Regions from separate parts of the Homo sapiens genome. Here region 2 is linked to region 1. The links are chromatin loops, found by intact Hi-C in ENCODE. Cell type or tissue: ascending aorta. All regions are shown on one strand. Each heading gives the region's core, and the rest is flanking DNA. Links, peaks and the distances in the headings are about the cores only.

What was found. Hi-C counts contacts between places; a loop is a spot of excess contacts. Peaks named below come from ENCODE experiments on the same cell type or tissue, not always from the same donor. Only the 100,000 strongest peaks of a DNase experiment are listed, where the experiment ranks them.
Region 2: it touches region 1 in a loop (2.1-fold over the local background); 5 of 110 quality-filtered maps call a loop at or near these places.

The regions. Positions count from the first base shown.
Region 1 is chr10:86,773,503-86,789,159 of GRCh38, reverse strand. The region is part of intron 1 of BMPR1A (bone morphogenetic protein receptor type 1A); the gene reads right to left. Among named protein-coding and RNA genes, the nearest start is that of BMPR1A, 25 kb to the right of the region's middle. In ascending aorta, for the core only: no CTCF peak of the experiment used is centred there; no DNase peak of the experiment used is centred there; H3K27ac peaks cover 429 bases.
Region 2 is chr10:86,825,801-86,841,457 of GRCh38, reverse strand. It overlaps BMPR1A (bone morphogenetic protein receptor type 1A), which reads right to left. Exons shown (of 13, transcript NM_004329.3): 2 at 2,479-2,593. Among named protein-coding and RNA genes, the nearest start is that of BMPR1A, 77 kb to the right of the region's middle. RefSeq lists an enhancer at 3,402-3,994. In ascending aorta, for the core only: no CTCF peak of the experiment used is centred there; no DNase peak of the experiment used is centred there; H3K27ac peaks cover 217 bases.

The sequences.
Region 1 (15,657 bases), core at 5,682-8,181:
TTTTTGATTCATTTTGAGTTGATTTTTGTTTATGGTATGAGGTAAAGGTCTAATTGCATTCTTTTGCAACTGAATATCTAATTCTTCCAGCACTATTCCATTGGTGTCTTAGAATTGTCCTGACACCCTTTTCATCCCTGAGGTTTTCCCACTACAAGGCAAGTGCATCATGGTAAGAGAAGGGTCAGAGGAAGAGTTATGCCATTTTTTTTAATAATGGAAAAAGCCATGGTGGAAAGGAATTTGAAAACAGAACTGGGCGCAGTGGCTCACAACTGTAATCCCAGCACTTTGGGAGACTGAGGTGGGTGAATCGCCTAAGGTCAGGAGTTCGAGACCAGCCTGGCCAATATGATGAAACCCTATCTCTACTAAAAATACAAAAATAAGCCGGGCATGGTGCAGGCACCTGTAATCCCAGCTACTCAGGAGGCTGAAGCAGGAGAGTCGCGTGAACCCAGGAGGCGGAGGTTACAGTGAGCCGAGATCACACTATTGCAACTCCAACCTGGGTGACAAGAGCCAAACTCCACATCAAAAAATAAAAAGGGAAGAACCGCTTGAACACTGGTTCAAAGGAAGAAATGCTTCAAAAAAGAGACATTTAAAGTTTAGGATTTGGAAATTGATTCAGGTAAAATTATCCATGTGCTTGTGCACCTCTAGGAGTCTGTTTCCACTCCAGCCCTAAGACCAATGTCTGGACACTGCTTTACACTACTGCCCCCTAAACTTAGGGTATGGGGGGCATCATTTGGGAACAATTTTTTATATTTCAATTGTGTAAATAATAAAATGAGACAGGACTCAGCATGAAGTTGATGAAAAGAGAAAGCCTATAGGTTTTTCTGCCTACACCACTTAGCCAAATAGAAAAGTTCATTTCCATCCTGTTTTACATGAAACATTTGATTCAATGTATGCTCTAACGGAATGGGCCTCTTTTTTAAATTTTAAAAAGCATTAAGAAATTTTGCCTTGGGTTTACTAGCTTACTCACCTTATCCCTAATTCCCTTGAAACAAACCCTAGTTAGATTAGGAATATAGTATGCCATCACTGCATAGAAATTTTAAGATCAAACCGCTGAGCCCACAGTACTTCCCTTTTCCCTAAAATATGTATTTAGTCAAATTCTCTTCCTCTATGGTTGAACCAATTTATGATACTGACTGACATGGCTTGGCTCTGTGTTCCCACCCAAATCTCATGTTGAACTGTGATCCTGAGTGTTAGAGGTGGGGCCTGCTGGGAGATGATTGGATTATGGGGGGGGGCAGATTTCCCCCTTGCTGTACTCATGATAGTGAGTTCTCAAGAGATCTGGAAGCATGTGGCATTCCCCTCTTTGCTGTCTCTCCTGCTGTCATGTGAAGATAGGCCTGCTTCCTCTTCCCCTTCTGCCATGATTGTAAGTTTCCTGAGGCCTCTCCAGCCATGCCTCCTGTATAGCCTGCATTACTGTGAGTCCATTAATTCTCTTTTCTTTATAAACTACCCAGTCTTTGGTATTTCTTTGTATCAATGTGAGAATCGACTAATACACTGACCAAACAAGACATGCTATTTCCTCATATTACATACTTCTGTCAGTTTAATAGGTGAGCATTATAGCCTTAGGGTTATCTTATTTCCCATGTCTTTAACTGGGATTAAATACAGACAGCATTTGTGCATGTGATGATTTTACTATTTCTGCCTTTTACTCCCAATCTAATTACTTACCCTACAAATAGATCTTTTATTTTAGACAGAAACTTCCATTAGTTTGGTCATATATTTCATACTCCATTGTTACTTTCCGTGTTAAATTTACTTTATTGCTTTTTACTATGTAAATTTTACTTATTTTTCAAACTAAAATCCAAGTATCCAAACAGTAATTAGTGACCCCTTTCTTTACTGGTGTGTTGTTCCTGGTCTATTAAATGCTAAATTTAAAGTTTGTTTCTGTGCTCTTATGCAACTTATTTAGTTCTTTTTTAAAAAATCCATTGATTATCATTGATTGTACTTTATAAGAGTGTGCTCTCAATTGATATAACACATGTTTTAAAGGGGCATGAAATCTATAATGCAAACATTAGATGGCAATTTCACTTAAATCCTTGATATTATTCTCAGAACAATAAAGATGACAATTCAAACAATTAAAAATATATTATTCAATACTGTTAAGAAACTAGCTAGCCGCCTGATTAAAAATAAATAAAAAGCCCTATCTCATGCTTTAGACCAAAAATAATCTGTAGACTGATGTTAAAGCAGAAGAAAATAGATTTGGTTTTGGTTTTGAATTTTCTTGGACAAAAAGAGCCATTCTAAGCATGGCCCATTAAGTTACTGGAGGAAGAATAAGTTCCCTTTAGAGAAAGCTGCATTTCATTTGCCTATTAGACATCCAGGTGGAACATAAGTCTGCATTTCAAAGAAGCGGCTCAGGCTGGAGATTTAAAATTTGGACTTCCGTCAAACTTTAAAACAAAGAGGGTTTCAAAGCCAGTGGGTCAAATAAGATCAACAAGGAAATGAGCATAGTTAAAACAGAGGTCTAAGGACTGAGCCCTGGAGGGACTCTGTGACAAAAGACTGAGATGGGGAATTTCTTTGTATGCTATCCTGGAAGCCAAGTGAACAAAGTGTTTCAACGAGCAGGAAATAAGTAATCACCAGTGTCAAATACTGTTACTAGGTCAAATAATTCAAGGATGAGAAAGGTAGGGTCAGAGCTGACCTCGCAAGAGCAGTGCAAGAAACAGGGTGCTGGGAGGGAAAGCCTCCTGAAATATCAGGAGGAGAAAAATTGGAAACAAAGTGCAGATACTTCTTTTAGGGAAAAAAGGGGTCGGGGTGGGAAATGAACAACGGTTAGAAGGAAAAATGGAGTTCAGAGAAGTTTTGTTGTGTTTTAAGATGAGAGAAACAACAGTATGTTGTTGTGGAGGAGAATGACCCTGCAGAGTGTAGAGGCAAGGGCTGAGTGAGCACAGTGCAGGTTTTGGCCCTGGCTAGAAGCATGGTCAGTTCATTCCGTAATAATTGAGGGATGTGAGAATACATGAAGCACAGACACAGGCAGTAGTGGCAGGAGCTTTGCAGATATTTTTCTTGTGGTATCTGTTTTCTCAACAAAATGAAAAGCAAAGTTGTGTGCTAAAGACGGTGAAAGTGACGTTGAAGGATTGAGAAGGAGCAGGTCTAAATGATCATTTAGGTCACACTGGGAGAATAAATGAACTAGGAACTACTGCTGTGCAGTTTTAAGGACTCTCCTGAACTTAGTGGTAATTAGTGGTAAGGCCAATCAGCCAAGTTAATTCTCCAGCCAAGCGCAGCTGTAAAGGTGCAAGTGCAGAACCAGAGCACCCAAATATAACAAGGCAAACACTGACAGAATTGAAAGAAAAAACAGACAGTAACCCAGTAACAGCAGGAGATTTCAGTATCCCCACTTTCAATAATGGACAGAACCACCGGAGAGCGGATCAATGAGGAGACACAGAATTTGAACACTGGAGAGTAACTGGAACTAACGGACACATAAAGAACACTATACCCGGCCGGGCGCAGTGGCTCACGCCTATAATCCCAGCTTTGGGAGGCCAAGTGGGCAGATCACCTGAGGTCAGGAGTTCGGGACCAGCCTGACCAAATTGGAGAAACCCTGTCTCTACTAAAAATACAAAATTAGCTAGATGTGGTGGCACATGCCTATAATCCCAGCTACTCGGGAAGGTGAGGCAGGAGAATCACTTGAACCCAGGAGGCGCAGATTGCGGTGGGCTGAGTTCCCACCACTGCACTGCAGCCTGGGCAACAAGAGCGGAAACTCCATCTCAAAAACAAACAAACAAAAAAACACTACACCCAACACTAGCTGAATACACATTTTCTCAAGTACACATGCAACATTCTCCAAGACAGATCACATGTTAGGCCACAGAACAAGTCTTAGCAAATTTAAGAAGACTGAAATCATAGCAAGTATCTTTTCTGACCACAATGGGAAATCAAAAGCAGTAGGAAAACTAAAAAATTCACAAATATTTAACACACTTTTGAAAAACTAATGACTCAAAGAAGAAATCACAAGGCAGTTTAGAAAACATCTTGAGACAAATGAAGAAGAAAACAGAACATTCCAAAACTTAAGGGATACAGAAAAGCCGTGCTAAGAGGGAAGTTTATAGCAGTAAATGCCTACATTTAAAAAGATCTTAAATAAGATCAATAAAATTGACAAATCCTTAGCCAGATTTAAGAAAAAAAAACAAGACTCAAATAATTAAAATCAGAAATGAAAGAGGGGACATTACAACAAATGCCACAGAAATGAAAAGGATAAGAGACTACTATGAACGATCACATGCCAACAATTTAGACAACCTAGAAGAAATGGATGAATTATTAGAAACACACAACCTGCCAGGACTGAATCACGAAGAAACAGAAAATCTTAACAAACCTATAACTAGTAAGGAAACTGACTCAGTAATTTTAAAAACTTCCCAACAACAAAAAAAGCCCAGGACCAGATAGCTTCACTGGGGAATTCTACCAAACGTTTAGAGAAAAATTAATACCAAACCTCCTCAAAGTCTCACCAAAAAAACTGAAGAAACACTTCTAAACTTTGATGCACATATTCTCAAAAAATGTTACCAAACCAAATTCAAAGGCATATTAAAATCATACACGATGACTGAGGGAGCCTTATTCCTAGGATGCAAGGATGGCTCAACACACAAAAATCAGTAAATGTAATACACCACATTAACCGAATGAAGGACAAAAATCATGTAACAATCTGAACTGGTGCAGAAAAAGCATCTGACAAAATTCAACACCTTTCATGATAAAAACACTCAACAAACTAGGAAGGAATAGAAGGAAATTACCTGAACATAATAAAGACCATACATAAAAAGTCCACAGCAAACATTACAATGGTGAAAAACTGAAAGCTTTCCCTCTAAGATCAGGAACAAGACTAGGAAGTCCACTCTCACCACTTCTACTCAACACAGTACAATCAGAAAAAGGAGGCAAGAAAAAAAGGCATCCAAATTGGAAAGGAAGAAGTAAAATTATCTCCATTCACAGAAGACATGATTTTATACATGAAAAACCCTAAGGGTTTCACAAAAAAACTGTTAGAACTATTATAATAAACTAAGCAAAGCAGGAGGATACAAAGTCAACACACAAAAATAAGTTGCATTTCTATACATTAACAATAAACAACACAAAAAGGAAATTAAGAAAATAACTCCATTTATAATAACATCAAAATGAATAATACTTAAGAATAAGGCCAGCACAGTGGCTCACACCTGTAATTCCAGCACTTCGAGACCAGCTTGGGCAAGATGGCAAGACCCCATCTGTACAAAAAATTTAAAAGTTAGCTGGTCATGGTGATGCAGGCCTGTAGTCCCAGCTACGCGGAAGGCTGAGGCAGGAGGATCTCTTGAGCCCAGCAGTGGGAGGTGGCAGTGAGCCATGATCACGCCACTGCACTCCAACCTGGGTGACAGAACGAGATCCCGTTTCTAAAAAAATAAAGTAAAACTAAAATAAAATACTTAAAAATAAACGTCAAGGAGGCAAAAGACTTGTACACTAAAAATGACAAAAAACTGAGGAAAAAATTAAACACACAAATGGGAAAGACATCTCATGTTCAAGGACTGGAAGACCTTATATTGTTAAAATGTACATACTATCCAAAGTAATCTACTGATTCAATGCAATCTCTATCAAATTTCAGTGTCATTTTTTGCAAAATGAGAAAAAGCCATCCTGAAATCAGTAAGTAATCTCAAAGGACCCCAAATAGCCAAAACAACCTTGATTAAGAACAAAACTGTAGGCTTCACACTTTCTGATTTCAAAACTTGTTACAAAGCTACAGTGATCAAAATAGTACTAGCATACAGACATGTAAACCAATGGAACAGAACAGACAGCCCAGATATAAACCCCTGTGTATGTGGTCAAATGATGAGCCAAGACTACGCAATGGGGAAAGAATAATCTCTTCAACAAATAGTGCTGGAAAAACTGGATGTCCACATGCAACAGAATGAAGATGGATCCTTATCTTAAACCATAAATAAAAAATAACTAAAAATTGATTAAAGACCTAAACATAAGACCTGAAACCATAAAACTAGAAGGAAACATAGAGAAGCTTCATGATACTGAATTTGGCAATGATTTCTTGGCTGCAAAACAAAAAGCACAGGCAACAAAGGCAAAAATAGACACAGAATTACATCAAACTTACAAACTTCTGTGCAGCAAGGCAAGCAATCAACCAAAACCAGAATGAAACCAAGGAAGAGTGAAAAGGCAACCTACAGAATGAGAGAAAATATTTGCAAATCATGTATTGGATAGGGGTTTAATATCCAGAATAAAAAAAAAACTCCTACAACTCAGTAACAAAACAAAAACCACAAATAACACAACTTTAAAATGAGCTAAGGACTTGAATAGACATTTTTACAAAGAAGATACATAAATGGCCAAAAAAAATATGAAAAGCTACTCAACATCACTAATCATCGGCAAAACTCACATCAAATCACACTGAGGTATCACCTCACACCAGTTAAAATTACCTCTATCAAAAAAAAACAAAAAACAAAAAAACAGAAAACCAAGTGTTGGCAAGGATGTGGAGGAATTAGAACTCCTGTGCATTGTTGGTGGGACTATAAAACAGTACAATCACTATGAAAAACAGTATGGACGTTCCTCAAAAAATTTAAAATGGAATACCAGATGATCCAGAAATCCCACTTCTCAGTATATATCTAAAAAAATTGAAAACAGGATCTCGAAGAGATATTTACATACTCTTGTCCACTGCAGCACTATTCACTACAATAGCCAAAACGTGTAATTAACTTGTGTCTCTCAACAGATAAATGGATCAACAAATGTGGTACATATACACAACTGGATATTATTCAGCCCTAAAGAAATCCTGGACCTGGCATGATGGCTCACACCTGTAATCCCAGCACTTTGGGAGGCCGAGGCGGGAGGATCACCTGAGGTCAGGAGTTCAAGACCAGGCTGACCAACGTAGTGAAACCCCGTCTCTACCAAAAATACAAAAATTAGGCGTGGTGGCTCATGCCTGTAATCCCAGCTACTTAGGAGGCTGAGGCAGAAGAATCACTTGAACCTGGGAGGCGGGGGTTGCAGTGAGCCCAGATCGCGCCACTGCACTCCAGCCTGCCTGGGTGACAGAGTGAGACTCCATCTCAAAAAAAAAAAAAAAAAAAAAAAGAAATCCTGTCATATGCTACAAAATGGATGAACCATGGGGACTTTATGCTAAGTGAAATACGCCAATCATAAAACAACAAGTACTGCATAATTCCACTTACATGAGGTATCTTAAATAATCAAACTCATAGAGACAGAAAGTAAAATGGTAGACTGGTGGTTGCCAGGAGCTGAAGGGAGAGGGAAATAGGGAGTTGCTCTAAAGTACAGAGTTTCAGTCAGGCAAGATGAGAAAGTGCCAGAAATACTACACAAAGCAATCTACAGATCCAATGCAATCCCTATCAAAATACCAATGACATTCTTCACGGAAAAACAAATCCTAAAATTTGTACAGAACCACAAAAGCCCCCGAATAACCAAAGCAACCCTGAGCAAAAAGTTGGAGGTATCACAATACAACACCTGAAAATATACTACAAGGCTGTAGTAACCAAAACAGCATGGTGCAGCATTAAAAACAGATACATACACTAATGGAACAAAACAGAGAACCCAGAAATTAATCTACCTATCTACAGCCAGCGGATTTCTCACAAAAGTGCCAAAAACACTCATTGGGAAAAAGACAGTCTCTTCAATAAATGGTGCTGGGAAAAATGGATATCCATATGCAGAAGAATAAAAGCAGACGCCCAACACTCACCCTATACAAAAATCAACTCAAAAGAAATCAAAGACCTAAGTGTAAGATTCGAAATGAGAGCCGGGCATGGTGTCTCACGCCTGTAATCCCAGTACTTTGCGAGGCCAAGGCGGGCGGATCACCAGGTCAAGAGTTCGAGACCAGCTTGACCAACATGGTGATACTGTTAGGGATATATTAGATTAAAGAAATATATTAAAACTGATTTTGGCCAGGCACGGTGGCTCACACCTGTAATCCCAGCACTGTGGGAGGATTGCTTGAGCCCAAGTAGCTTGAGACCAGCCTGGGCAACGTGGTGAGACCTTGTCTCAATTGAAAAAACAAAACTGATTTCACACGATTATTTTTACTTTTTTAATGTGGCAACTAGAAAGTTTAAAATTACATGTCATATTGGACAGTACTGCCTTTGACTTTCCTTTCCCTGGTTCTTTGCCCATCAGAATGCTTTAAATCTATTATAAATCCTTAGCCAGGCGTGGTGGCTCACGCTCACGCCTGTAATCCCAGCACTTTGGGAGGCGGAGGCAGGAGGATCATGAGGTCAGGAACTCGAGACCAGCCTGACCAACATGGTGAAACCCCGTCTCCACTAAAAATACAAAAATTAGCCGGGCGTGGTGGTGCACGCCTGTAATCCCAGCTACTCGGGAGGCTGAGGCAGGAGAATTGCTTGAACCTGGGAGGCGGAGGTTGCAGTGAGCCGAGATCGTGCCACTGCACTCCAGCCTGAGCGACAGAGCAAGACTCCGTCTCAAAAAAAAAAGATTTGAAATGATAAAAACCACTGTAAGAAAACATAGGGGAAACATTTTAGGACACTGGTCTGGGAAAATATTTTATGGGTAAAACCTCAAAAACACAGGCATCAAAAGCAAAAATAAACAAATGGGATTATATTAAACTAAAAAGCTACTGCACAGCAAAAGAACCCATTAACATCATGAAGAGACGAGCTACAGAAAGTGAGAAAATATTTGCAAACTACTCATCCAACAGGGGATTAATATACAGAATATACAAGTAACTCAAACATCTCAACAGCAAAACAAATCCAATTAAAAAATGGGCAAATGATCTGAACAGACACATTTCTCAAAAGAAGAAAAATGGCCAAAAAACAAATGAAATAGGCCAGGTGCTATTACCAGGGGCTCATGCCTGTAATCCCAGCGTTCGGGAGGCCAAGGTGGGAGGATACCTTGAGGCCAGGAGTTCAAGGTTATAATGAGTTAGGATCGCACTACTGCATTCTGGCCTGGGTGACAAGGAGATCCTGTCTCTTTCACAAAACAAAAACAAAGAAGGGCAGAGCATGGTGGCTCACACCTGTAGTCCCAGCACTTTGGGAGGCTGATGCTGAAAGATCGCTGAAGGCCAGGAATTTGAGACAAGCCTGGGCAACATAGCGAGACCCAATCTCTCCAAAAAACTCTTAAAAATTAGCTGGGCCCATTGGCACACATCTGTAGTCCCAGCTACTCAGGAAGTTGAGGTAGGAGGATTGCCTAAGCCCAGGAGGTTGAGCTTAGAGTGGACAGTGATCAGGCCACAGCATTCCAGCCTGGGCAACAGAGCAAGATTCTGTCTAAATAAATAAATAAAGCTCAACAGCACTAATCATCAGGGAAATGCAAATCAAAACCACAACTCTAACCCCAGTTAAAACGGCTATTATCAAAAAGAATGGCCAATATCCAGAATATACAAGTAACTCAAACATCTCAACAGGAAAAAGATAAACAATCCAATTAAAAATGGGCAAATGGGCAAACGGGGAAAAAGATAAACAATTCAATTTAAAAAGTAACAAGTGCTGACAAGGACAGGAGAAAAGGGAACACTTACACTTTATTGGTGGGAATACAAACTAGTACAGCCACAAGACAGAACAGTACAGAGTTTCCTCAAATAACTACAAACAGAATTACCATATGATCCAGCATTCCACTACTAGGAATTTATCCAGAGGAAAGGAAATCATTCTGTTGAAGGCACATCTGCATCCCCATGTTTACTGCTATTCAAACAGCCTAGATATGGGTTAGACAAACGGGACATCTAATAACAGAGGAATGGATAAAGAAAATATGGTATACATACACAGTGGAATACTCCTCAGTCATAAAAAATAAAATCTGGGCTGAGTATGGTGACTGATGCCTGTAATCCCAGCCCTTTGGCAGGCTGAGAGGAATGGATCACTTGAAGTCAGGAGTTCAAGATCAGACTGGCCAACATGGTGAAACCCCATCTCTACTTAAAAAAAAAAAAAAAAAAAGAAAATACATAAATAAAATCCACTCATTCACAGCAATATGGATGGAACTGGAAGACATTATATTAAATGAAATAAGCCAGGAACAGAAAGTTAATCACCACATGTTCTCACTCATGTGGAAACTAAAAAACTTATAAGTAAAACACAGAACAGAGGATAGGAAGGGTAGAGGAAAGGGAGGGACAGGGAGAAATTTGTTAAAGGATACAAAATTACAGCAAGACAGGAGGAATAAATTCTAGTACTTTATCCTTTATCCTACGGTAGGAAGGCTATAGTGAACAATAATATACAGTTTCAAATAGCTAGAAGGAGAATATCAAACGTTCCGAACAAAAAGAAATTATAAATGTTTAAGATGATGGATATGCTAATTATCCTGATCTGATCACTGTACAGTAGGGGTATCCAATCTTTTGGCTTCCCTGGGCCACGATGGAAGAAGAAAAATTGTCTTGGACCACACATAAAATACACTAGCGGCAGGGCAGGCACGGTGGCTCACATCTGTAATCCAGCACTTTGGGAGGCCAAGGCAAGCAGACTGCTTGAGCTCAGGAGTTTGGGAATGGCCTGGACAACATGGTGAGACCCCATTTCTATTAAAAATTATGTATTTTTTAAATAAAAAAATTAAATAAAACAACAACAAGAAAATCCACTAATGATAGCTGATGAGCTACCAAAAAAAAAAATTGCAAAAAAAATCTCATGTTTTAAGAAAGTTTAGGAATTTGTGTTGGTCTGTATTCGAAGCTATCCTGGGCCACATGTAGCCCATGAGCCATGAGTTGGACAAGCCTGTCATGCATTATATGTATCAAAACATCACTACATACCCCATAAATATGTACATTTATGTCAACATTATGTACCCCCTAAATACGTACATTTGTCAATTTAATTTTTTTTTTTTTTTTGAGTTTCGCTCTTGTTACCCAGGCTGGAGTGCAATGGCACCATCTTGACTCACTGCAACCTCTGCCTCCTGGGTTCAAGCAATTCTCCTGCCTCAGCATCCCCGGTAGATGAGATTACATGCATGCACCACCATGCCTGGCTAATTTTGTATTTTTAGTAGAGACGGGGTTTCTCCATGTTGGTCAGCCTGGTCTCAAACTCCCAACCTCAGGTGATCCACCTGCCTCAGCCTTCCAAAGTGCTGGGATTACAGGCATGAGCCACTGCGCCTGGCCTAAAAATAAAATTTTTAAAAGCTTGTAACTGCAGAGAACAAAAAAAAAGTTCTAGAGATCTGTTGTATAAAATAATGAACAATATTGTAACACTGTGATGTATACTTAATAATTGTTAAGAGGGTAAATACATGTTCTTTTTTTTTTCTTTTGAGACAGGGTCAGGCTCAGTCACCCACTGGAGTACAGTGGTGCAATGACAGCTCACTGCAACCTAAACCTCATCAGGCTCAAGTGATCCTCCCACTTTAGCCTCCCAAGTAGCTGGAACTACGGGCATATGCCACCATGCCCAAATAACTTTTTAATTTTTTTGCAGACACAGTGTTTCACTATGTTGTCCACTCCGATCTCAAACTCCTGGGTTCAAGTAATCCTCCTGTCTGGGCCTTCCCAAAGTGCTGGGATTACAGGCATGAGCCACCGTGCCCAGTTGATATCCATTTTTCTAAACCACATTTTTAAAAAGTACAAGTGTAGAGTAGGCACAGTTGGATTTAACCAACTGCGGTTCTTAATAGAGAAACTGGGGTTTCTCTATTAAGCAATGAAGCAAGTGAGGGCAAGTGTACTGAGAATATTTGCAACTGAACAATCATGACCAACAACAGAAATTAAACTGAATAAAGAGAAGGGTAAGGACATAAGGAGAGAGTATGGTGAGGAACAGTGCAAAGATAATAGGGTCAATGGGTTCTAAGTCTCAGTGAGATAAAAGAATTGTTGGCACTAGAAGGCATGAGCCAGTAAAGTGGGAAGTGATGATCAGGGTAGAACTGAAATTATGGAAGGGGTTATAATTTTTTGTTATTATTGTATAACAGAACTGGGGTATGACCATGATAGCTGAGGTAGGGTGGAAACTTTGCAGGAAGTCAAGATATTAAGAGGCCAGGAAGGTAGTGGAAGAGTCTCCCACCTGGATGTTGAGATCAAGAACTAGAATAAAGAAGTACTAGAGAAAATGAGCCATATAAGACAAAATCTTCATTAAATGAGAAGGAAGTCAGTCAAGGTTCCATGGAAAACTACAAGATGTATCATGAGATTGAATATCATGTTTTCTATTTGATGTTAAGGAAGGTGGGAGGGAGAGTGATCTGGAAGTAGCAAAGGGGGTAAAGGATAACCCCTCCAGGCCCAAGGAAAGGGGGTCTGCAACAGAAAATTCCACTGCTTGAGTGGACTACAAAAAACAATCAGTGTCCTCCAGTGTGAACCAAGTTTCAACTGCAGAAGTTCTTATTCAGAAGCCCATGGCCTCACAAAATTCAAGAGGTTCATAACCTTAGATGTGAAAAAGATTACATTTTTATTTTCACTAACCGAACTTTGAATTTTTCTTTACTTATGAGAGTAGGCAGGATACACAGTAGTATTAGCAACACCTGTGACTTTGTAATAAAAACAAATCAGATATTCTCATCAAACTACTTGCTGCAGGCAACTCAAAGCATTATTTATGCTCATCAGCATCTAAAAATTAGGGCAGTTGTTATACTCACCCCTGGATTATTTAATAAGTTAATAAAAGAACAAACGTATTACTATATCTAAAAATGTTAATAGCTATATTTCAAAATAATTGTTTTCCTTCACAAGTCTTACGTATTTTACCCATTTAAAAACATTAGTCTAAGAAGGGGAACAGAGGCTGCTTAAAACATTTAAGAATCCTTAAGAACAAGAAGGCAAATAGAAAAAGAGAGACAATGGAAGGTGTCAGGAGTTGGAGAGCAGTGGGAGAGGACTGCCAAGGGAACAGACAGAGCTGCGGGGAAATGAACCCCAGGGTGAGCAGCCGAAAAGGAGGGAGATAGAGAAAATGTTAGGTGAAAAAGGCAAGCTGCAATGCACAATGCATGATGCCATCTGTACAAAGCACCAAAAAATGGATATGCATTTTTGTAAATGGAAAGAAAATCTTAGGAAGATACATACAGTAACAACACTGGTTACCAAGGAAAAGGAAACAGCACAGAGGGGAGAGCAAAGAGAGTAGGGAGGAAAGCAGTTTTCTGTATTGTTGCCATTGTTTACTGCAAGCTATTACATTAAAAAAAAAACTAGCTATTTTTAGAGGAATGCCTTTTCTGTTTTCCTTAGTATATCCTTTGGTATTTCTGCAGATTACTAAGGATTAGACCTCAGGTCTCCAGAAAACTCAGTGATACATTCTCTCAGGAAATGCTGTCCAAAAAATGAAACTTTCTATAGCAGGGTGAGATGGGCATCAGGGGGAATGAATTTTGCTCTCTGGGGCTGTCATGAAACCATCAGCCTTGTGTCCACCCTTCACAACATTTGACTTTCGTGTTGAGATAAGCAGGAAACTGAAAGCCTCATCTCCTGGAGTGCTCTCCTCATGACTCAAAGCATGTCTGGGACAAGAAACTGACAAGCAGGCCAAAGATTAATAGGCAGGTTTTATCAGATGTAACAGACAGTGACAGTACTTCTCACACGGCTATTGCTGGTGTACAGGAACCTATGTATGGATTTCCTCGTTTACCACGTGTAGAGCCAACTTACTGAACTCATTTATTAGTTTTCTCAGTTTGTCAATCGATTTTCTTGGCTTTTCTAGGTAGATTACATGCTTAGCAAAGAGCATAAACAAACAGTACACATTCTGACCTTCCCTTCAAATATTTACAACTTTTTCGCTTCAGCTTCTCTTAGTCCATTGGCTGGGGTCTCCAGCACTAAAAAGAACACTAAAAATGAACTTAGTATTGTTCTTCCTTTCACGGGAAGTATTTTACCCGTTGGGTTTGCTACACGCCCCAGGTAGAAAATTACCCTTTATCAGGTTGAGGAAGGTTCTTTCTTTTCTTAAAACTAGTCTATCACAAAGAGTTACTTAATTTCATTTAATATATTTTTTACCATTAACTGAGATGGTTGTATTGTTTTCCTCCTTAGATTTATTTAGTGTAAATGACACTAATATAATCCCTAAGGTCAAATCATCCTTGAATCTTGGGCTAGCTTTATCCGATAGTATCAATATACTGTTTGATTCAATTTGCTCGTGTTTTACTTGGGATTTTACAAATACACGATAAGTGAGAATAGAAATTGTTCTCTTTTTCTGGTCCATCCTTGTCTGATTTTGCTTGCAGCAGGGTTATGGCCAGCTTCAAAGAGCATCTTCTCTTTTGCATACTTTTTCTTTCCTCTAAAAATCTTTGTGTAAAATAAGAATCATCAATTCTTTTTAAAGTCTTATAAAAAAAATCTGGCCCTTTAAAGAGTATATCTCTGACAATTTTTTTTTTTTAATTTCTTTACCCTTTAATGGGTTACCATGCTTTACCATTCCTTCTTACAATTCAGGCTTGGCCCATGGTCCAAGACAATCCTTGAATATTGACAAAAAGGAAAGCAATGGCAAATTTACAACAGCATCACACTCTTTTAGTATCACTGAAGCTCCCTTAATGTATATTTAATAAAATATTGATTCAATGCTGAAGATATAAATAGGATATCTAAATTTAATCCAAAAAAGTTATGTTATTTTTAGAAAAGATAATAACTCCTAGAAAATGGGGACAATTCATTTAAAGATGAATTAAAGGCTGGGCGCGGTGGCTCACGCTTGTAATCCCAGCACTTTCGGAGGCCGAGGCGGGCGATCATCTGAGGTCAGGAGTTTGAGACCAGCCTGGCCATTATGGTGAAACCCTGTCTCTACTAAAAATACAAAAATTAGCCAGGTGTAGTGGCAGACGCCTGTAATTCTAGCTACTCAGGAGGCTGAGGCAGGAGAATCGCTTGAACCCAGGAGGCACAGGTTGCAGTGAGCCGAGATCGCACCACTTCACTCCAGCCTGGCGACAGAGTAAGACTCTGTCTCAAAAAAAAAAAAAAAGAATGAAATACATGCTGTACAGCTAAAAATGTGCATATCACAGTGATAAGAATATATGCTTAGTCTATTTAAGATATCTTTTTCTTTCAAAGTTTCTTTTGCTATTTCCACAACAGAACCTATAAATAAAGAACGCACAGCTGCCTAGCAGATGTATAATTTCAGTGTTTAGATTCCATTCTTTCTAGCTTCATTCTGCTAGAGGTTTTAGATTTTCTATTTCCATCTGGTGTTGTGTTTTTTTTTTTTTTTTTTTTCTTTCTGAGACGGAGTCTTGCTCTGTTGCTGGAGTGCAATGCAGTGGCGTGATCTCGGCTCACTGCAACCTCCACCTCCCGGGTTCAAGTGATTC
Region 2 (15,657 bases), core at 7,979-10,478, 50 kb before region 1:
TCTTTCCAGGTGATGCCAATACACCTTTGTTTTCTGACATGGTCACCTGTATTTTCAAATTCTTTTGAAAATTATAGCTGTATGTAATTATGGGCATATCAGTGATGTTATAGTTATCATCTATGTACACAGTGTGGAATAATCAAATATATCTTTTCAATTATAATATAGCACTTCTCAGATTGCACTTCAATAATTGTTTTCATGCTCATCCAACCCTAGAAAGACTATTTTTTGAGTATAGCTAGGAACCTGTTTTTATTTAATGTTTTGCATTCTGACCTAACACAGTGCCTGGCATACAGTAGGTGTTTAATAAATGTTTAAAGGGTGAAAGAAATGGACAGATGAAGGCAAAGCTACACTATCTTTAAAATTAGAGGAATCTGTCCTTACTCTGGCAGACAGGCAAAGTGTCACCGACAATACAAGCAAAATTATCTCTTAAGATAATTTAAGCTGGCAGCAACATGTAAAATGAAGTAGGAGCGAGAAGCAGCACAAGCTGGGAGATCCCTGCAATATTTTCAGTGAGATGTAACATAAAGACCTAAACTTGGATGGTGAAGGGGGATTCGGAAAGAGAGGATTCAAACATTTGTGATACATTAGAGAGGTAAAACTGACAGGACTTCACTTGTGCCTAAGGGTAGGAAGCAAATGATGAGGAATCCGAAACAGCACTGAGACTCTGAGCCTGGGTGACAAAGAGGTCCATTAACAGAAGGAGAAATAGCGGGTGCAGAGCTCATGATGAATGATGTGCTAGATAATGGGAAGTCTGAGGCACTAAGCTGAGCCATCTGTAAACAGATGAAAATATGGGCCTGAAGCTTAGAGAAAATGCCACAACTGAGATAGGAAGTTGAGAGAGATCATTTTAGAGATAATTGCGGAAATCATGAGACTAGGAAAGACATAAGAAAAAAACAGGATAATTTCTAAGATAAAACCTTGGGGAAGGTCATTATTATTTAAGAGTAGGAGGGGAAGGAAAAAAGGTCAAGGAGTAATTAAATAAGTAGAATCAGAAGAGCACACAATCATAGAAACCAAAAGAACTGAGAAAGAAAAAAACGATCACAACTCTACCAATCAAACAATATGAAACCTAACAAAAGAATTCGAGAGTTACGTTATTTTTTAGAAGATCTAATCCAGCGGTTTGGCAGGGGCAGGAGAAGGGCGAGTGAATGCTGCAAGTATTAACAGTAGCAGCAAGCAAAGCCTGCCACTTCCAGAAGTGTAAGCGTAGACCACTTCATAAAACCATACATTCTATCTATTTCTTAAAATGTAGATTCCCCACATAATTCAAACCTTTTACCTGATCATTAGTCTCTAAATGGATTTTAAAACAGTAAGCCTGATTTTCCTGTACATACTGTCTTAGGATGGCTTCTTTCCTCCTATTTCTGGCATGATGGCAGCTCCTACCTCTTTAAATTCTATTTCCAAAGATCTATTATTCTAACATGTTAAAAAATCTTATCCTGGGCTGGGTCTGGTAGCTCATGCCTGTAATCCCAGCACTTTGGGAGGTTGAGGTGGGAGGATCACTTGAGTCCAGGGGTTCAAGACCAGCCTGAGCAACACAGAGGGATAATGAGACCCTGTTTCTACAAAAAATAAATTAGCTGGGCATGGTGATGTGTGCCTGTAGTCCCAGCTATGTGGGAGACTGAGGCAGAAGGATCGCTTGAGCCCAGGGAGTTGAAACTATGCTCACTGCAGTCCAGCCTGGGTGACAAAGCAAGATCCTGTCTTAAAAAAAAAAAAAATTCTGAATTCTAAAAAGCGTAAAAATTTCAGAATAACATAAACATTCATTTTTCAATATAATCTTTTTTTTTTTTTTTTTTTTTGAGACAGAGTCTCACTCTGTTGCCCAGAATGGAGTACAGCGGCATGATCTCAGCTCACTACAACCTCTGCATTCTGGGTTCAAGCAATTCTCATGCCTCAGCCTCCCAGGTGGCTGGGATCACAGGCTTAGGCCATCATGCTCAGCTAATTTCTGCATTTTTAGTAGAGACGAGATTTCGCCATGTTGGCCAGGCTGGTCTCGAACTCCTGGCCTCATGTGACCCACCTGCCTCAGCCTCCCAAAGTGCTGGGATTACAGGCACACCTGGCCTAATCTTGCATGCTGAACTCTGCTTTGCAAACTTAGGGGGAAGAAATAAACATATAAACCATTTAATGCTTATCTTCTAAAAGGAGATTTATGAAAGTGATTAGTAAGAAATAAATACCTTTCACTCCTGAAGAGGTTCAACATTTATGAGGAATATATATTAGAATTACTTATGAACTCGTCAGGAAGATGATTAAGGAAACTAAAGAAGCTACTATAAAGTTGTGGTGTTACAAAGAAACTGAAGAAGGCTCAAATAAAGTTGCAGTGTAGAAGGATTATTTTCAACTATTAAAAAATGAGAAATTTCATATTATTCTAAATTATGTTCTTTTCCTTACCTCCAAGATGTGGCTAGATAAAACTGTACTTCTGATTTTCTCCAAACAGCTTTGACCTATGCTTCCATCTCATGAATTCCAAGACAGTATTAAACTGATGCATATTTTCATAAGTCTGTTTAGAAAAAAAAAGAACTTATTTAAGACTTAGGGAACTTTGTCAGAATAATACATCTAGAAGCAATACTAGAAGCGTTTCGCATGTACAACTATACATTTTCAAAGTAAAGTCAATGAAAATTTCTACAGTTTTTACGAAATCTATCACTTTACCATTTTCCTCAACCTCTGCCCAAGCTTTACATTTGTAAAGTTAGTTCTGTGGGAACAGTACTTCCATATAAAATTCCTATGTTATCTTAAGCTTTGATGGAAAAAAAAAAAACTCATCTCAATTTGAAAAAAAAAAAAGAACAGGAATAGCTAGAAGCAGCACCGAAATGTACAATTCTACAATATTCAGATTCCTACTTAGACAAAAATATATTGGACCACCTAGCTAATATCACTTTTTTCTACTTTTGTATTACAAAGTCTAATAACCAGTTTTAATTTCAGCCACACTTCTACCTAGAACATTAGGACTTGTGAGGTTGAAGAATTAATTGCACTGGTTGGTCTATGCCTGTGGAATAGGTCTAAACTACCGTATATTAGTACTGCTATTAACACCTTACCCTTTAAGGGGCAAGCATTCATAAATCTAAAAGATAGAACTATTAAAGCTTAAATTATTATTATTATTATTTTTGAGACAAGGTCTTGCTCTGTCGCCCAGGCTGGAGTGCAGTAGTGCCATCTCGGATCACTGCAACTTCCGCCTCCTGGGTTCAAGTCATAAAAAAATTTCTAAAGGTATGTCTGCTGTTTACTTTGCGATCTTAAAAATCATTCAATCTTTTAACGGAAACTTCAAATAGCAAAGTATTCTGTTTCGTGTTTTAAAAACTGTATGAACGTTGCCTATGCCCCATTGCAAGGTCAAATACCTTGTCTTCAAGTCCATTTAGAAGTATCACACTGAGGTTTAGCAGTCTTGGCGATAATGACTAAATTCATGTAAACTAGGGCAACCTGAAACGGTCTAGCATATCAGGTAGCAGTCTTTCTTAAAGACAAGAGTCTCCGCTCAGCAGACAGGCTGCTGTATCTTTCATGGTCCGGCTAAAGACAGCCTGACCCTGAATGCAATTAGTAATGCTTTGTCTGCATTCAGGAGCCTTTCAGTCTTCTCAATGCACTAGTTACCTACAACTTAGCCAGGTCTCTAACATTTTTCAGAGTCCTCATATGACTATAAAACTCTCAGGCTGTCGCTCAGAGAAATGAGGGAAGGCAAAAATAAAGAGTTGGTGTTCAGTGTTCTTCTGAGATGCTCATAATCTTTAATTTCCCTTTTACTAATCAAGAAAAGAAATGCACTATTTCCATTTTAGAAATGGCATAAAGAGATTTTCCTCCAAAGCCATTCTTTGCCAACTACACCATTCTTCCCTAAGGGTGTGGGAGAGAGAGCAGGCAATCACTGTATTAAACAAAGTTCAAATGAATTTATCCCCATAAAAGTAAAAACAGTCCATCAAAGTGTCTGTTTCAAAAATATATGGCCTGGCCAGGTGCAGTGGCTCATGCCTGTAATCCCAGCACTTTGGGAGGCTGAGGTGGGTGGATCACTTGAGGTCAGGAGTTCGAGACCAGCCTGATTACACACACACACACACACACACACACAGACACACACACACACAGCCTGATTCTAATTCTGCCAGATATTTCCAATGTATCATTATAAAATTAACATGTAAACTACTTACCAACTATTGTTTATTACAGCACCATTTACTAAAACATTGTTTCCTTGGCTAAAAGTTTTAGGCTTCAGGCTAAATCTAAAGTTTAAAAAATAGCGAATAACATAACCAAAAGAGCTTTCAAACATCCCATCTTCAAAAGTCCAAAACCCCAGATGATCTGTTCTTCCCTGTTTTCCCACATGTACAAACACTTAACATAAACTTCAGAAAACCTTTTCTTCTTTTTCTTTTTTGAGACAGGCTCTGGCTCCATTACCCAGGCTGGCGTATAGTGGCACAATCACAGCTCACTGCAGCCTCCACCTCCTGGGCTCAAATAATCCTCCGGCCTCAGCCTCCCGAGTAGCTGGGACTACAGGTACATACAACCATGCCCAGCTAATTTTTATATTTTTTGTAGACATGGGGTTTTGCCGTGTTGCCCAGGCTGGTCTCGAATTCCTGGGCTTAAGGAATCCTCCCACCTCAGCCTCCTGAGTAGCTGGGACTACAGGCGAACACTACCATGCCAGGTTAATTTTTATATTTTTTGTAGAGACAGGGTCTCGTCATGTCGGCCAGCCTGATTTCGAACTCCTGACCTCAAGTGATCCGCCTGCCTCGGCCTCCCAAAGTGCTTAGATTACAGGCATGAGCCACTGTGCCCAGCCCAGAAAACGTTTCCTAAAGACTGAATTTAAGACTAGCTAGTCCCGCACATGTATCCCAGAACTTAATAAAATAAAATAGACCAGCCAAGGAAAATCAAGTAAGATTTGACTTCATTACTCAGAGGTAAACAAAAGACACAGGAAAGGATATGCTCCACAGTACAGCTCTGCAAGTCACATTGTACACACTGGAAGTTGTGTGAATAAAGGTTAGGACCTTTGCAATATAGTGCTATAGTCCTATGAGCACAGATCTATAAATATGTATACACATAAAAATAAGATGTACATGAGCAAAATGTTCCAAACAACTTTAATCACTTAGCTTACTGGGTAATTTACCACAGGCTTTTAACACTATGAACTTGTGGTTCAACAACCACCAGGGGTGTTAGTCAAAACAAAACGCTAAGTAAGTACAAGTCATTTTTTCAAAGATTTTGTGTCTGAAATTTCTAAGCCTATTAGTTGTAGAAAACACATTAAAAAGAAGGCAATTCTTTAAAAAACATATGCAAGCTTCTTAATGACATGGAAAAATGAAAATCAAACATTTCTAAATATATTCTAACATTCATAACTCAGAGCTAACATCAAAATTTCTTCAACATTAATAATTATTTGCAAACAAACACAAAAAGTTCATTTTAATTCCACATTTCCCTTACAAAACATCTTTTCTTGTCATCAGAATGTATGCATCCATCTTGGTTTTCAAAATTATTAAAATGGTTAAATCTTAAACCAACAAGATACTTTAAAGCTCACTACCCATGCAGAATCCAAGGACAAGCACTGATTATGGATATCATAACAGTTATCTATAAGGTTTCAGAATGTCACCCACTGATTTCTATTATTAGTAAGATTTGCTTTACAGAAAAGAATAGTGTAAATATTCTTTTACTCAATCTAGGCCAAAACACCTTTTTTTTTTTTTTTTTTTTTTTTTTTTTTTTTTTTTTTGATACAGAGTCTTGCTTGTCACCCAGGCTGGAGTACAGTGGCACGATCTCAGCTCACTGCAACCTCTGCCTCCTGGGTTCAAGCCATTCTCCTGCCTCAGCCTCCCCAGTAGCTGGGATTAACCATGCCCAGCTAATTTTTGTATTTTAGTAGAGATGCGGTTTCACCATGTTGGCCAGGCTGGTCTTGAACTCCTGACCTCATGATCCGCCCGCCTCAGCCTCCCAAAGTGCTAGGATTACAGGCGTGAGCCACCACTCCTGGACACTTGTTTGTTTTTTTTCTGTTTTTTTTTTTTTTCTTTTTTTCTTTTTAAAGACAGGGTCTCACTCTGTCACTCAGGCTGGAGTGCAGTGGCACGGTCATGGCTCACAGCAGCCTTGACCTTCCAGGCTCTAAGGATCCTCCTGCTTTAGCCTCCCAAGTAGCCAGCAAGTACGGCCATGCCCTAAGCCAAAATTTAAGATTAACTTTGAGCTTGTACCAGATATCAAGATGTAATGGAATTCTTAGAATTCGGTGGAATCAACAACACTGATTGCACATTTTTTCCTTCGGCTACTCCAAATCCCCTCTTCCCTATCATTTCTCCTCCCTTCTCAGCACCCAGAAAAAGCACCCCATGCACTGTACAAATACTGCAAACACTATAGTTGCATTCATAGGACCATTAAAAAAAAAGAGCCAAATTACAAAACAATCTATATTTTACAAACATTTCAGTTGGGTTCTTAAGCTAAAGATATTACTGTTTACTTTGGTACGATAACTAGAAAACACAAACATTATGCTCCAGAAAAACATAATGTGGTTTTAGCTGTAAATAACTCAAATGAACAGTTACTTTAGGATAGTATACCATGCACCCCTATAATAAACATGTAACCACCTAACTAGAAAGGGAGGGTCAACTCATGAATGGGTTGCGTTCTAAATTTCCAAAACTTCATTTATAAATTGAATATAAGGTTGATTTTGAAACTCAAGATGCCTTTACTCATAAAACCAAACATATAAACAGTTGTACTAAATCCATAGTCCAAAAGAACTTTAGTGTACAAATCTATCATAGCACTCTTCTGTTTAAGCTTGTATCTATGTCAAACTACAAGTTTCTTATTCATTTCTGTATCCTAGAATCCAGCATGACACAGTGTAGGATTTTGGCAAGTATTTGCTGTTGTGAAGTATTGAATAGTAACAACTCAATGATACAAAACTGGGTTGCATAGAAAATCTAACTTACCTGAACTACAGAAGAGACTCAAAAGGCAAGGGGAAAAGGCTTCTTCCAGAAGAGATAACAGAAAAAAATACTTGGGCTAGAAAGCTCTGGTCTGAACCAACTGTGACAATTTCCATTCCCCTTGCCAGTGGGTAGTCTGGTAACACATTCCTAATGCAATTCTGGCCAAGAAGACAAGAAAGTAAGTTTGCTAGGGAGCTTTTAGGAAAAGTTTTCTTGGCTGATGAAAAAAGACCCAGGTAAAAACACATGCTCCCAGCCTTTTTGCATGCAATTCTGGGTTTGAATGTGTAAACAAGAACTGGACCATGAGGACAACCCAACAGATCAAGAACAGCAGCAGCATTAAAAGATAGAAAGAACCTGGGTCCTTGGTGATGCTGTCATGCCTGAATGAATTAATCCTAGAATCATCTTAACGTGTATCTTTTCATATTAAATTCTTTTACTGTTTAAACAATTTGTCACAAGTAACTCAGCAGATAGGGTGACTTAGGAACAGATACATCATTTACTTCCATGAATTTAGTTGTTCCCTACACAATGTAAACTGCCCTAAATTTATACCTCAGCCCAGATCCTTCTTTTGAACTAGATACATGTTTCCAAACACTCTATTAAATGTTTATTCCAGTGGCACATCAAGAGAATAAGATCAATATAAAAGCCATCAACCACCAGCACAAAATCTGTTTATGTACCGGCAGTCACTTTTTGGCTAATGGCAGCACCGTTAGCCAAAAAGTGCCCAATTGCCGAAGTTTAAAATCTTGGGATCACAAGCCCCACCTCCCTCTGCTTCATCTATTATACTCAGGAGTTACTAAATGCTGCTCATTCTAGCTCTGATACACGTATCTTTAAAATGTCTCCCCATCTCTACACATATTGTCTGACGTAGGCTCTCATCTTTCATGTAGCTCACCTCCATTCTTACCTCTATTCATTGGACTCATGTCTCTAAAATATAACTATGCTTCATGAAAAGATTATAAACACCCTGTCATTAGGAAGATGCAAGTTAAAACTACAATGAGATACACTATACAGCCATTAAAATGGCCATAATCAAAAGACAATACCAAGTGTCGAGCATCTGGAGAAGCTGGAACCCGCATACATTGCTGACAGGACTGTAAAATGATGCAGTCACTTTGAGGAATAGTCTGTAAATTTTTTTTCTTTGTTCTTTTAGAGGTGAGGTCTCACTCTGTTGTCCAGGCTAGAGTGCAGTAGCCCAATCATGGCTCACTTCAGCCTTGACCTCTTGAGCTCAAGCAATCCTCCCGCCTCAGTCTCCCGAGTCACTGGGATTATAAGCGTGAGCCACCATGCCCTAATTTCTTAAAGTTATATATAAACTTATCACAGGATCCAAAATTTCCTTTTCCCAAGAGAAATATGTGCCCACACAAAGATTTATCTACAGATGTTCATAGCAGCTTTGTTCATAATAACCAAAAACTGGAAACAATCCAAACATCCATCAATTGCTGAGCACATAAATTGTCATCACCACAGAATGGAATATCATTAGGCAGTAAAAAGGCACAAAATACTGATACACATTACAGCATACATGAGCCTCAAAGACACGCTAGATGAAAGAAGCCAATGTAAAAATACTGCATACTGTATGTTTCCAACGCATAAATGTTTAGGAAAAGCAAATTTAGAGACAGAAAATAAGCAGTGGTTGCCTAGATGAGGAGGTAGAAGGCAGTGATTGTGGGAGGTGATAAAGTGTTCTAAAACAGTCACAGCACAAAAATTTACTAAAGTTAAAAAATTTAAGTGTGCCTACATTTTTTCAATGATTTCTTTTTTTTTTTTTTTTTAGACGGAGTTTCGCTCTTGTCGCCCAGGCTGGAGTGCAATGGCACGAACTCAGCTCACCACAACCTCTGCCTCCCGGGTTCAAGCAATTCTCCTGCCTCAGCCTCCCAAGTAGCTGGGACTACAGGCATGTGCCATCACACTCAGCTAACTTTTGTATTTTTAGTAGAGACAGGGTTTCACCATCTTGGCCAGGCTCATCTCGAATTCCTGACCTCGTGATCCAACCGCCTAGGCCTCCCAGAGTGCTGGGATTACAGGTATGAGCCACCGCGCCCGGCCTTTTTCAATGATTTCTAATTATGTACAAAATGAAGTCCAAATTCATTAGAAGGGCATTCACAGACTGCTATAATCTGTTTTCAATCTATTTAACGTAACCTGCCTTACCTTCTGCTACAGTTCGTTCCACAGGATTCTAGTAATAACACATTGTGCACTTATCACAGTGAACCATGATTACCTACTTATAGGTATATCATCTTTACAAAAAACTTGAGTATAGCCATAGCATTTTACTAGTGCTTGTGTCCCTAGTGTCTGATACACAGTACAGTGCCTGGCCTATAGGAGGTAATCAATACACTTCTAAATAAGTTAATGACAAATGGCATTGAAGAGAAAAATCCAAAAGTAGGTAAAATGAGCTATGCACCAAAAAAGACACTTGTACAAGGATGATTAGTGTCACTATTTTTTTATTTGAGACAGGGTCTTGCTCTGTCACCCAAGCTGGAGTGCAGTGGTGTAATCCTAATTCCCTGTAGCCTCCACCTACTGGGCTCAAGTGATCCTCCCACCTCAGCCTCCAAAGTAGCTGGGACTACAGGCAAGTGCCAACAAGCCTGGATAATTTTTTGTTTGTTTGTTCGTTTGTAGAAATAAGGTCTCTCTATGTTGCCCAGGCAGGTCTCAAATTCCTGGGCTCAAGTGATCCTTCTGCCTTGGCTTCCCAGAGTGCTGGGATTATAGGCATAAACCACTGTGCCTGGTGCCACTGTTATATAAAAAAGAAAAACAAGAAGTTACCCAATGTCATCTAAATGTTTATTAGAATAGGATCAATTAAGCAGTCACATTAAACACTACATAGTCATTTAAAATAATGAGATATATCTTTTTATATAGACATAAAAAGACATCCCAAATATCGAAGAAAAAAACTATAAAATAAGTTAATCCTCCATTATTTAAAAAAGAAAACAAAACCGTACACACAAGTACTCGCATGCGTACATCTGTGCATCGTGTATAAGGAAGGTGCAGGGCTGAAGGGTACACATGCAGCTGTACTGATGCAGACGAAGAAGTGAAAACAACCTTAATTGCCGATCAGCTGACAAATGGCTAAACAAAATGTGGTCTTATCCATGCAGTGGAACATTATTCAACCTTAAAAATAAACGAAGCCATAAAAAGAACTGGTTCATGATACAACAGGGATGAGGCCTGAATATATGCTAAGTGAAAGAAGCCAGACATATGATTCCACTTATAGGAAATATTCAGAATAGGCAATTTCACAGAGACCGAGAGTAGATTCGTGGCCGTCTGGGGCTGGAGAGTGGGGAATGGGGAATGGGGAATGACACCAAAAATACAATCCATGAAAGAAAAAAAAACACGATAAACTGAACTTCAACAAAATTAAAAATGTTTGCTCTACAAAAGACCTGTTTAAGAAGGCAAAAAAATGAGGTACAGGCTAGGAAAATATATTTGCTAACAATATATGTGATAAAAGCCTCATCTAGGATATATAAAGAAATCTCAAAGCTCAACAATTGAAAAAAATTTCAACTAGAAAATGGGCAAGAAATATAAAGACATTTTATTGAAGAGGATATATAGACGGCAAATACGCGCATGAAAAGATATGGTCAACATTACTAGACATCAGGGAAACGCAAACCAAACTATGCTGCACACCTACTGGCACAGCTAAAATAAAAAAATAGTGACAACACCAAATGTGGACACGAATGTGAAGAAACTGGATCTCTCATACACTGCCAGTGAGCATGTAAAATGGCACAGCTACTTACAGGTAAGCCACCAACTGCACACCCCTGGGCTCTGGCAAAGATTCTTTGCTTGACCAAATGAGCCAGGCTCCTGAACTTTTCTCCCAGGCCTATCTGTGTACTTCCTTGTAAATTCCTGTTTTAGCAAAGAACCCTGCTAAGCCAGATTAGCAAACCTCCCGTCAAGGTGTCTGATTACCCTCTTCTTCTTCTGCCACCCTCCAGCTGATGTCTGATCACCTTGGCCTGTCTTCAGCAAGAAAGAATCCTGTTACGGTCAGTTTAGGCAGAAACCCCTTACACCTGACATTTCCTCTTGAGAATTTTCCATCCACTGGCCCTCAACCAGCTCCTTGGCTACAAATTCCCACTTCCCCATGCTACATCCAGCACTGAGGCCACGCTCTCTCCCCACCCACTGTAAGACACTATTGTAGTGGTCCCTACACTTACAGGGATGATCCTGAATAATGTCTTCCTTCCCATGCTTTAACAAGTGTCACTGAATAATTTTTTTTTCTTTAACAGCACCTCTCCCAAAGAAATAAAAATTTATGTCCACACAAAAAACTGAACATGAATGTTCACAGCTGCTTTACTGTTAAAAGCCAAAAACTAGGGAAAGAGATTATCTTTCAAAAGGTGAATGGTTAAACAAACCATGGAATCCTATTCAGCAATAAAAAGGAAAGAACTGTTGATTCACACAACTTGGATAGATCTCAAGGAATTGCGCCAAGTGAAAATAAGCTAATTTTAAAAGGTCACATACTATGTGATTCCATTTATTAATATCCTCGAAATGTCAACATCATAGAGATGAAAAGCAGATTACTGGCTGCCATGGGGCAGGTGTGTGCAGCACAAGGGAGAGCTTGGTGGTGGCAGCATTTGTGTCTTGATGCCACAGTGGTTCACAAATCAACTACATATATGTTTAAACAGCACAGCACTAAACACATAAAATGTACCAATGTCAATTTCTAGTTTAATGCTGTGCTGTGGGTAGTAAGAAGTTACCATTAAGGGAAAGGTGAAAGGCACAAGGGACCTCTCCTTACTATTTTTTGCAATTTCCTGTAAACCTAGTTATTTCAAATTAAAAATTTTGAAGAACCTACTTTGAATAGTAAAATAACTGTTCAAGGACTATACGAGATATATTATTTCTTTGAAATTATCTTTCTTTTATGTAGGTGTGAGTGTATATACATATGTGTGTACATACAAGTTTATTTTTTGGAGAGCAAAGAAGAAAAAATCACTACGAAATTTCAATTCTGCCAAGGTTTCTAGTTTCCTAGAAACAAAACAGCAGTCCCAGGTCAACTTCTGGGTGCTCAGTCTGAAGTTGGGAAAGGGCCCTTTCCCTCCGTATCCCTCCTGTTCTGGCTCCGTGAAGGTGTGGCAATTCCGAGGGGAGTGCCAATCTGTGGCACCCGCAACAGACTGAACCCCAGAAAATCACCCAGCTCTATGTTCTTTTGCAATTTATCCTTCCCAACAATGAAGCATAAAAACACTTGCACATTCTCATTCTTGTTCTACAACTTACGAACCTAACAAGACATTTAAATTTTTTGATAACACCCTCTTTCTTTTTCCAAGTAAATCCAATTCGGCCAGTAGAGAAATTATTGTATATATATTTTTTTTTTATACAGAGCTTTTGAGAAATTATCAATAGACCATTTGTTTTATTAGCTAATAGGTAAATGTCCCATGGAACAAGCTTCCTAGAATAATTTCACCACATAAAACAGTTAAATTTCTACTGTTAATTCAGGAATTATCAGAGAGTGATTCTAGATTGCTAAGGGTTCACCAGATCTGCTAAAATCAGCATGATTACACTCTCTCAACACATAAAGAAATTCAGAATTGACATTATGAATACCAGAGTTATGCTACAATACAGTGAAATCATCAGGGACTATTAATACATGCTGCTATTTGTTTCAGATCTAAATAATCACAAAAGAGTGTTGTGGTTTTTTACTTACTGGCTTATTTGTTTTAGCTTGCACCCGTCTTTCCTTTACGTTTTTTCCCCTTTGTGAACCGCTACCTGGAATGCACACTTGCTAATAACAGCATCACCCTCTACCCACTTCTCCTTTATGTCATCCCTGGAAAACAGCAAACTAGCTTAATGTAGTTCTGTGGTTCAAGGTCTATAAAAACAAAAAGGCTGCATATGACGGATGGCCTGAGACTGAAGATATAAAAACTGAACACATCTTCTATTACGATCAAGTAATTGTTGTACCATGATACTGCAATTTTTTCCTTGAGACAGAGTCTCACTCTGTCACCCAGGGTAGAGTGCAGTGGCACGATTTCGGCTCACTGCAACCTCCACCTCCCTAGGTCCAGTGATTCTCCTGCCTCAGCCTCCCAAGTGGCTGGGATTACAGGCACGTGTCACCACGCTCGGCTAATTTTTTTATTTTTAGTAGAAATGCGGTTTCACCATATTGGCCAAGCTGGTCTTGAACTCCTGATCTTGTGATCCGCCCTCTTTGGCCTCCCAAAGTGCTGGGATTATAGGTGTAAACCACCGTGCCCGGCCTGCAACTTTTTTCTTTAAAGGCCACTTTAAGGAGAAGGGAGAGATGACATACCTGAATGAGTCAACCTAGGAAAAAACAAAGATGGGTGGAGCTAAAAAAGTAAACACATCTCAAATGCCTACTTAACATTTCTAACTAAATAGGCTAAAACTCAAAACAAATGAAATGTAACTCACTAACTCACTTGTCCATCCTCTCACAAACTTGCTCCTCTTGAACTCATCTGGCTTATTCCACAACTGTGTAAAAGAAGACATTCTGCCATACCTAGTAAAGCTGATGGTGTATACACCCAAGACTCAACAATCCAGGTCTATGCATATAACCTAGAGAACCTTTTGTACTTAGCTACCATGAGCCACGCAAAAGAATATTTAAAGCAGTATTTTTTCCATACCAAAAACTAGGTGAAACCGAGGTGTCAAGCAGCAGTAAAATGGACTGTGGTATATTCATAGAATATTCCATATTCCAGTAATTTGGAATATTATATCAAATAGTGAAAAATTAATGAACTTCGGCTAACAATGTCAACATAAATGACATCTCAAAATTGTAATATAAATAAAAAAATCAAGCCCAAGAAGAATATATACAGAATAATTCCATATGTATAAAGCTCAAAAACAGGAAAAGCTTAAAAAAAAAAGTATGTTAAAGGGACAACACAAATGTGGTAAAACTTAAGAAAAAACTAAGGGAATGACATCAAATTTAGGAGGATGGTTACCTCTGGGAAGGGAGGAATAATTGTCTTGAGGGATGAAGGAGTTCAAAATTGCTGTTACATTTCTCAAGATAGAAGTTTGGACCAGATTTATTCATGTATTGTTATTATTATTTAAAATGGATATATACATTATAAATAGATAGAAAGATAAGTAGATAGATCCTTGTAAGATTAAACCTATCTAAAGCAGACATGGTTAAATGTTAATATTTTAACAATTTAAAAAAAATTTAAATCTATGCCCACATTACATAAATGTCTATTACTTTATGTAATGTACATAAATGTCTATTATAGCACTTTCTATAATTTTGGAATACAACATACTAAGAAAATTAAGAGTAAATTACAAAATTCTATTTTGAAATTTAAAGACACAGTATCACAAATCTTTAACAGAAGTATATTAAAACAAATACTAAACTATTATACAGCGGAAAAAAAACATGTAAAAAAAATTACTTCTCCTAATGTAATATAATGGAAAATTAATGCCATCTATATAGTATATTCATTCCAAAATATTCTTATTTTAATCTAGGCATGAAATATAACCAGCAAATTGTGGGACTGCTTATATAAGAAAAGGAAAAATATGATGAGATTTCATAAAAGACCACTGCCGGGTGGTAGATGGAGGTGGGGTAGTGGCTTATCCTAAAGTAAAGGAAACTAAAGAAATATGACAGCCAAAAGCGGGTGTGTGTGTGTGTGTGTGTGTGTGTGTGTTTCCTTGATTGGTTTCTGGATCAAATATAGATCTATTTAGCTCTCTATAGATATAGATATATTTTTTCCCTTGGTTTCTGGATCAAAAATTAAAACATCTATAAAGAACTGTTCTGGGGAAGAAAATAAATGAAATTTAAATAGGGATCACATGTTAGATAATATTGTATTAATACTATATCTCTTAAGTATGATAATGTAACTCTTCAGGAAGACAACCTTGCTCTTAGGATACACGTGCTAAAATGTTTAGAAGTTAAATGTCAAGATGTTTGCAGCTTACTTTCAAATGGCTCAGGGGAATAAAAAAAGTATATATGTCTTTATAAACAGAGAAAGCAAATGAGGCAAACGTTAGCAAGTGAGCCACTGAGTTAGTGAAAGACACAAGGGTGTTCACTATTCATTCAACTTTTCTATCGATTTATAAATTTTTAACAATTTGCAAATATATGCATTTCATTCTTTAGTTATGGGTAGTAATTCTACCACAAAGTTTAATAAACAGTGTTAGTATGACAGAGCTTATTAAGATCAAATATTAACATATTTACAAGCAAGTCCCAAAGATCTTTCCTCCATCAGTAATTTTAAAACTTTTTTTCTGGAAA